Regions from separate parts of the Homo sapiens genome. Here region 1 is linked to region 2. A link is an interaction called in ENCODE POLR2A ChIA-PET data of the cell type or tissue named here. Cell type or tissue: A673. All regions are shown on one strand. Each heading gives the region's core, and the rest is flanking DNA. Links, peaks and the distances in the headings are about the cores only.

What was found. ChIA-PET counts read pairs that join two places held together with the same protein. Peaks named below come from ENCODE experiments on the same cell type or tissue, not always from the same donor. Only the 100,000 strongest peaks of a DNase experiment are listed, where the experiment ranks them.
Region 1: POLR2A ChIA-PET joins it to region 2 with 7 read pairs; 4 of 35 experiments call an interaction of 5 or more read pairs at or near these places.

Annotation. Positions count from the first base shown.
Region 1 is chr1:151,815,507-151,818,406 of GRCh38, reverse strand. RORC (RAR related orphan receptor C) reads left to right here. Exons shown (of 11, transcript NM_005060.4): 3 at 1,127-1,212; 4 at 1,602-1,743. Among named protein-coding and RNA genes, the nearest start is that of LINGO4, 12 kb to the right of the region's middle. In A673, for the core only: no CTCF peak of the experiment used is centred there; no DNase peak of the experiment used is centred there.
Region 2 is chr1:151,715,457-151,718,356 of GRCh38, reverse strand. CELF3 (CUGBP Elav-like family member 3) reads left to right here and starts at 1,554. Exons shown (of 13, transcript NM_007185.7): 1 at 1,554-2,481. The coding sequence starts at 2,337. It also overlaps a transcript of RIIAD1 not described here. RefSeq lists an enhancer at 1,330-1,624. In A673, for the core only: a CTCF peak has its summit at 2,097 (motif pointing left); a DNase peak (open chromatin) is centred at 1,376; H3K4me3 peaks cover 284 bases; H3K27me3 peaks cover 2,008 bases.

The sequences.
Region 1 (2,900 bases), core at 221-2,720, 100 kb before region 2:
GTGAGTTCAGTGGGAGAGAGAACCCGGGGTCCTAGTGCCCCATGAGCAGACACTAACATACAAATATGCACGTGTGGACGCAGGAGCAACCAGATATGTCGTAGGCTCACAAATGACACATACTTTTCTTGCATATGCACACCCACAAGCACACCTTCAAACATGCCCACTGAAATGTGTACCCGAAAAGACAGGTACACAGAACAGCATAATGGAAAGCTCAGGGGAACTGGGATGTAGATCCAGCTCTCAGGCAAACTAGCCTATGACCCTGGCCCAACCGCTTTGCCTCATCTGGCTTAGTCCTTCATCGGTAAATGAAGAGGTTGAATGAGATGGTCTCTAGTCTCAGCCATTTTTAACATTGATGATTCATGTTCACACAAATGGATACAGATGCCTTTGTACAAACATAAGTGTTCACACTCAGACACACGGATGTACACAAAGCCACCCTCTCTCTGCTCTGGGGCCAAGAGCCTAAGAGCCCTGGCTAATTCTTTCCCTAGGCTCTCAGGCATCCAGCAGAGCTGGGGTGTTGAGCCCCCGTTTCCTGGGTTCCTCCCTGCCACCCCCTCACCCTGTCTCTGTATAGCACCTCCCTGAGCCTTCACTGTCTGGCTGGGAAGGACTGGCATCTCTGCCTATCCCCCACCCCTTGTGTACCACATCTTCCTGCTATACCCTACACTTTGCCCATGGGAGCTGAGCCCCAGCGAGGGAGGGAGGCACAGAGGAAGCCCCTTCGGCGGGAAGCAGGTGTTGTGAGGCCGTGAGGAGTCCTATGTCCCAAGGCGGGAGGGAGGCAACTGGAGCTTTTCAACTCGAAGGGCTGAGCAGGTGGCCCCTCTGCAGCTGCTTTCTCTGCCTCCATAGCACTGATACAACTCCCGGCCACCCCTCCACACTCCCCTCCTCTGTGAAACAAACACAGCTTCCTCACACCCTTTGCTGAGAAGCATTTGGCATTTCACTTCCCCTTCCATTTTGCAAGAGGGAAACAGCAAGCTGGAGCTGGTTGGAGAAGTAGTGGAAGCACCAGGTACCTGTATCTGCAGCCCAGGTACATGGTGGTTGAATGCAGAAAAGCCTCCTGGGCTGACCTACTTCTCTTTCTCTCTTCCAGCACAAATTGAAGTGATCCCTTGCAAAATCTGTGGGGACAAGTCGTCTGGGATCCACTACGGGGTTATCACCTGTGAGGGGTGCAAGGTGAGTCATAGGCATGTGTATGCATGCATGTGTGCGTGTGCATACACAAGCGCGCGCGCGCGCACACACACACACACACACAGTGTCTCCTTAGAGATAAACAAGGGGGTTAATGGCCTTTGTTCTGACTCCAGGGATGATCTCCTGGGCAGCCAGGAAAATGCCTGAGTAGCGCCTTCCTGCAGGGCCCTCAACACTGGCAGGGCCCTGTCTTAAGCTGGGGAAATGACTACAGGATAAATTGCAATTACACAAATAGATGGAGGAGAGAGAAAACTGACAGGTCGTGGGATGTAGAAAAGCTGCCAGAGCTTGTGGGCTGGAGGCCTTTGTGAGTGAGCTGGGCCTGACCAGGATAAGCAGTCTTGCCCTCCACCTGCTTTCCCCAGGGCTTCTTCCGCCGGAGCCAGCGCTGTAACGCGGCCTACTCCTGCACCCGTCAGCAGAACTGCCCCATCGACCGCACCAGCCGAAACCGATGCCAGCACTGCCGCCTGCAGAAATGCCTGGCGCTGGGCATGTCCCGAGATGGTGAGGCCAAGTCGACAGCCCCCTGGGGTTTTCCTGGTGTCTCCAGAGGGGCAGCCTGGCCTGCTGAGCTAGACAAGGCTTAACCTGCAAGACGGCCCATCCTCTGGTCTCCTCTCCATTCCTCCCCGTTACAACCCCTTGTCTCCTCCCCTCCAGGGATGGATGGGTCACCCCCATCAAAGTTCTTTGGAGTCCCCAACTTTAGGCTTTGCTAGAACAAACATCCTCTTTCCAAGGTCCCATACCTCTTCATCTCTTCTTACTTGGAACGAATTCTCCTCACTCTGCTGCCCTCTGGCCCAGCTCCCATGCAGCTCTGGCACCTTCCCCTGCTACCCTGTTGTTGTAGTTCTAGCTCTATCTCCTTTTCTAATCCCCCATTCCCATACTTGGACACAGGACTATAGCCAGGAATGGAAACAGAATTGGCCTGAGAACAACCAGAGGGTGGTCGTGGGGGAGGGCTGGTGTTCCTGGTGCCTTATCCACCCTCCTCACCCACCACCTCCTCACCAGTCTCCCTGCACACCTCCACCACCACAGAAGGAGCCTAGGGTGGAGCTGGGGGGGCATGAGGTGATGAGGAGCCAGAAGGAGCCCGTCAGCACTTTTCAGTGCCCAAAATAACAAAGCAAAAGGAAGCACGCAGGGGTGCAAAGGGGCAGGCGGGGCGAGGGGCTGTGCCCCTACACCTGGGAGGGGTGGCGGGGGGAGTAAAAAGGCAGGAAAGAGAGAGCAGAAGAGGATGTTCAGAAACAAGCCGCGGAGCCCGGGTTGGGCTGTGGTGAGTATCTAGGTCACCAGGGAGCCTGCAGGCCTGACCACAGGGAGACCTGTGTTCTCAGCTCTCCTCTTCCTCCGACCCTCCCAAAGAGGCGAGGTGACCCCAATACAGCTTGAGGCCCTCTGCTCGACCACCCCCAGCCCCAAGATCTGGAGGCCAGAATCCCCAGCCTAGACTCATTGCTTGAATTCTGCCATGATTCAAATCTGATTTAGAACTTAGAAGATTTTGCTTAGCAGATTGAAATGGCAGACTGGACAGACCCCAGAAGCAAACAAGAGTGAGAGGTGGACGGGGTCTTGAGCATAAGTTCCCTAAAGGCTAGAGAAGCTGTGCTTGGAGTCAGCCATTCAGAGAGCAGCAAGTTAATCCT
Region 2 (2,900 bases), core at 107-2,606:
ATGGCTTTAGGCAAGTTATTTCAGCTCTGTGTCTTGGTTACCTCCTCTCTATTTGGAGATGACAAAATCTACATCATAGGGGGGTGGTGAGGGTTTAGGAGTTAGTAAATATAAAGCACTTGGCACAAAGCCTGGGACACTGTAAGAGCCATGTAAGCACTGGCTGTTACTATTATTTCCCTTCCAGAAGAGAAGCCTGCCTGCCGTGATAGCTCAGGAATGGAGGCCCCTGGGACTCAGCTGGGACACAGTTTAGAGACACGAGTGCCTCTGTGGAAACAGCAGCCCTACCCCGGGGGAGAAGAAGGGAATGACAGGAAGACAGGGTGCTCTACAAAAGCCCAGAGCCCCAGGAGAGCCCCCGTTGCTGAGCACTGACAGAAAGCAAGGGCTACCACCACTGACAAGGTTTGATGTCCACAGATAATCCCTGCACTGAGGGCGTGCTCTGAGTGGGCCCAGTGCATGGAGGGGTCACGCTCCCTCCAGATCGTGGAGCCTGCCAATCATCCATAGAAGTATCCATGGTCAGGGGAGCAATGGTCCCCGAATGTGCCTCCCCTGCTCTTCTGTGCTACCTGGCTCAATTTGAGTCCAACTCAAAGAACCCAACTGAAGAAAGAAGCAAAGGAAAGAGTAATTGGGTTTCTGCATCCTAAGGGGAAGCTTGACAGCTGTGGTTCTTCCCACTGAAGGAATCAGGAATCCACTGTTGTCAGAGGTTGTTTGCATGGAGTGTTTGTTAAGCTCCTGCTACGCATGAGCAAGACAGGGTGCTAGACACTGTGAACAGTAAGATGCTGAATTAAACGGTGTCCTGGTCTTCAAGGAGCTTACAAGTGAGAGCGCCCGCGGCGCCGCCTCCGCGGCCTCCCTGCCCACGCACTTATACACACAAACCCCCCAGAGGGAGAGAAGGGGGCATCGGCAAATGCCAGAAAGCTATCGTTTTTCTTGGTTCCTTTTCTGGAAAATATACAGTTCTCTTTCTGCATTCTTCTCATCCTGCTCCTCCTTCTCCACGTCCCTTTCCATTTTTCCTCTCTGCATTTTTTCTTTTTCCCCCAGACTCTGCGACCTGCTTCCCTCTCCATCTATATCTCCTTTCCCTTCAGCCTATGCAACCGTCCTTTCTCATTTTTCTTTCCCCTGATTTCTTTCCTTGACTCTCTACTCTTGGGGCTCCCCAGATGCCGGGCTCCCCTCTTTCCCCGCCACCCCCCATCTGCTGAGTCTTCCAGCACCGGGGACAGCTCCAGCCCCCGGAACAATGGACCCCACTTTAGGGTTCCTCTATAAATTCTCCATCTTAGTGCTTTGCCCAACTCCTGACTGGGGAGTAAGATGGGGGAAGGGTTATTATCAACAGGACCAGCTGCTCTTCTGGGGGCGGGAAGGGAGTCAGGGAGGATGGAGATAGAAAGAGGGCGTGGCTCGTGCCTGGATTGTGCGTCCCTCTCCAGGGTAGAGAATTTGTATTCGACCCCTGAGACTGACATCACTGATGTCAGGGGAAAGGAGGTGGGAGTGGGGAGGGGGGTGTGGAGGGGGGAGGTTTTTGTTGAGGAGAGCGCGGCCGGAGAGCAGAGCTCCGGGACCCAGGTGACCGGGAAAGCAGGCAGCCCCAGCGGCGGGAGCAGCCGGCAGCAGCCCAGGCCCGGGGACTGGGGTGGGGGTGGGAGGGGGGCTGAGGGGAGGACCTGAAGGGGGGCGGCAGGGCAAAAGGGACCCCTGGAGCCCTGCCGCCATCAGAGATCAAGCATCTGGCATCAGGGATCTTCGGACCCAGCAGAAGGATCCGCCACAGGGGAGGTGTCCTCCCAGGGAAGCCAACGAGAGATTCACCTGCCCCACATCAGGAGTGGGCCCCCCTTACTGACGCTGCTGGCAACCATAGCAGGCCCCTTAACCCCTCAGTCTCCTCCCCATCACCCTCCTCAGGCCCTTTCCCCGCCTCCAGCTCTCATCTCAACTCCCAGTTCCCAGCCCTCTAAGCCCTAGCACCCCCGGCTACCACCTAACCCTCCAGGTCTTGGCCATACTCACCCCCATCCTGGGACATTTGCCAGATCTCTGGGAGGGAGATCGTTTGTTTAGGCGATGCCCCCTGGTGGCATGACAGCGTCTGCCTAGACCCCTGACCCCTAGCACTCAACTCCCTGGGCCTCCTTTGTGTGAAGAGCCGCCCCTCTGCTTAGCAGCGTGGTTGGGGGCCAAAGGGAAAGCCAGCCCCAGCTGGGCCCCCGGGCCCCACCACTTATCTCCTTGCTGGGCAGCTCCCCTTGGCCTTTGGGCCTCTCCCTGCTCCCCTCGGCCCCTCCTCCTGGGCCGCCTCAATGAAGGAGCCGGATGCCATCAAGCTGTTTGTGGGGCAGATCCCGAGGCATCTGGAGGAGAAGGACCTGAAGCCCATCTTCGAACAGTTTGGTCGGATCTTTGAGCTGACTGTCATCAAGGACAAGTACACCGGGCTGCACAAGGGTGAGGGGTCGGGCAGGCTGAAGAGGCTTCGGGGTGGGCTGGGAGGCTGGGGGAAGTTAAGCCAGGCTGGAGGGGTGGAGCGGCTGGGAAGGGCTGATGTGGAAGGAGAAGAGTTCAGGCCTGAGGAAAGTGGATGGAGGAGCTGAAAAAGAACTCAGCTAGAGTGATCAGGAAACCCCGGTGAAGGACTAAGGAGGGCCTCTTTTGGCTGAAGAGTTGTCAAGACGGCTGCAAAGATGTGGATCCCAGACATATGGGTGTGTTGATGTCATGGGATGAACTCAAGAAAGAATGGAGGGACAAGAGAGCTGGTTTGGGAGATAAGCAGCTGGGTAGGGGTGTGTGTGTGTGTGCGTGTGCAGCAAGACTGAGAATCTGAGCAGCCTCAGATAATATTGGGATGGGGGTCAGGACACAGG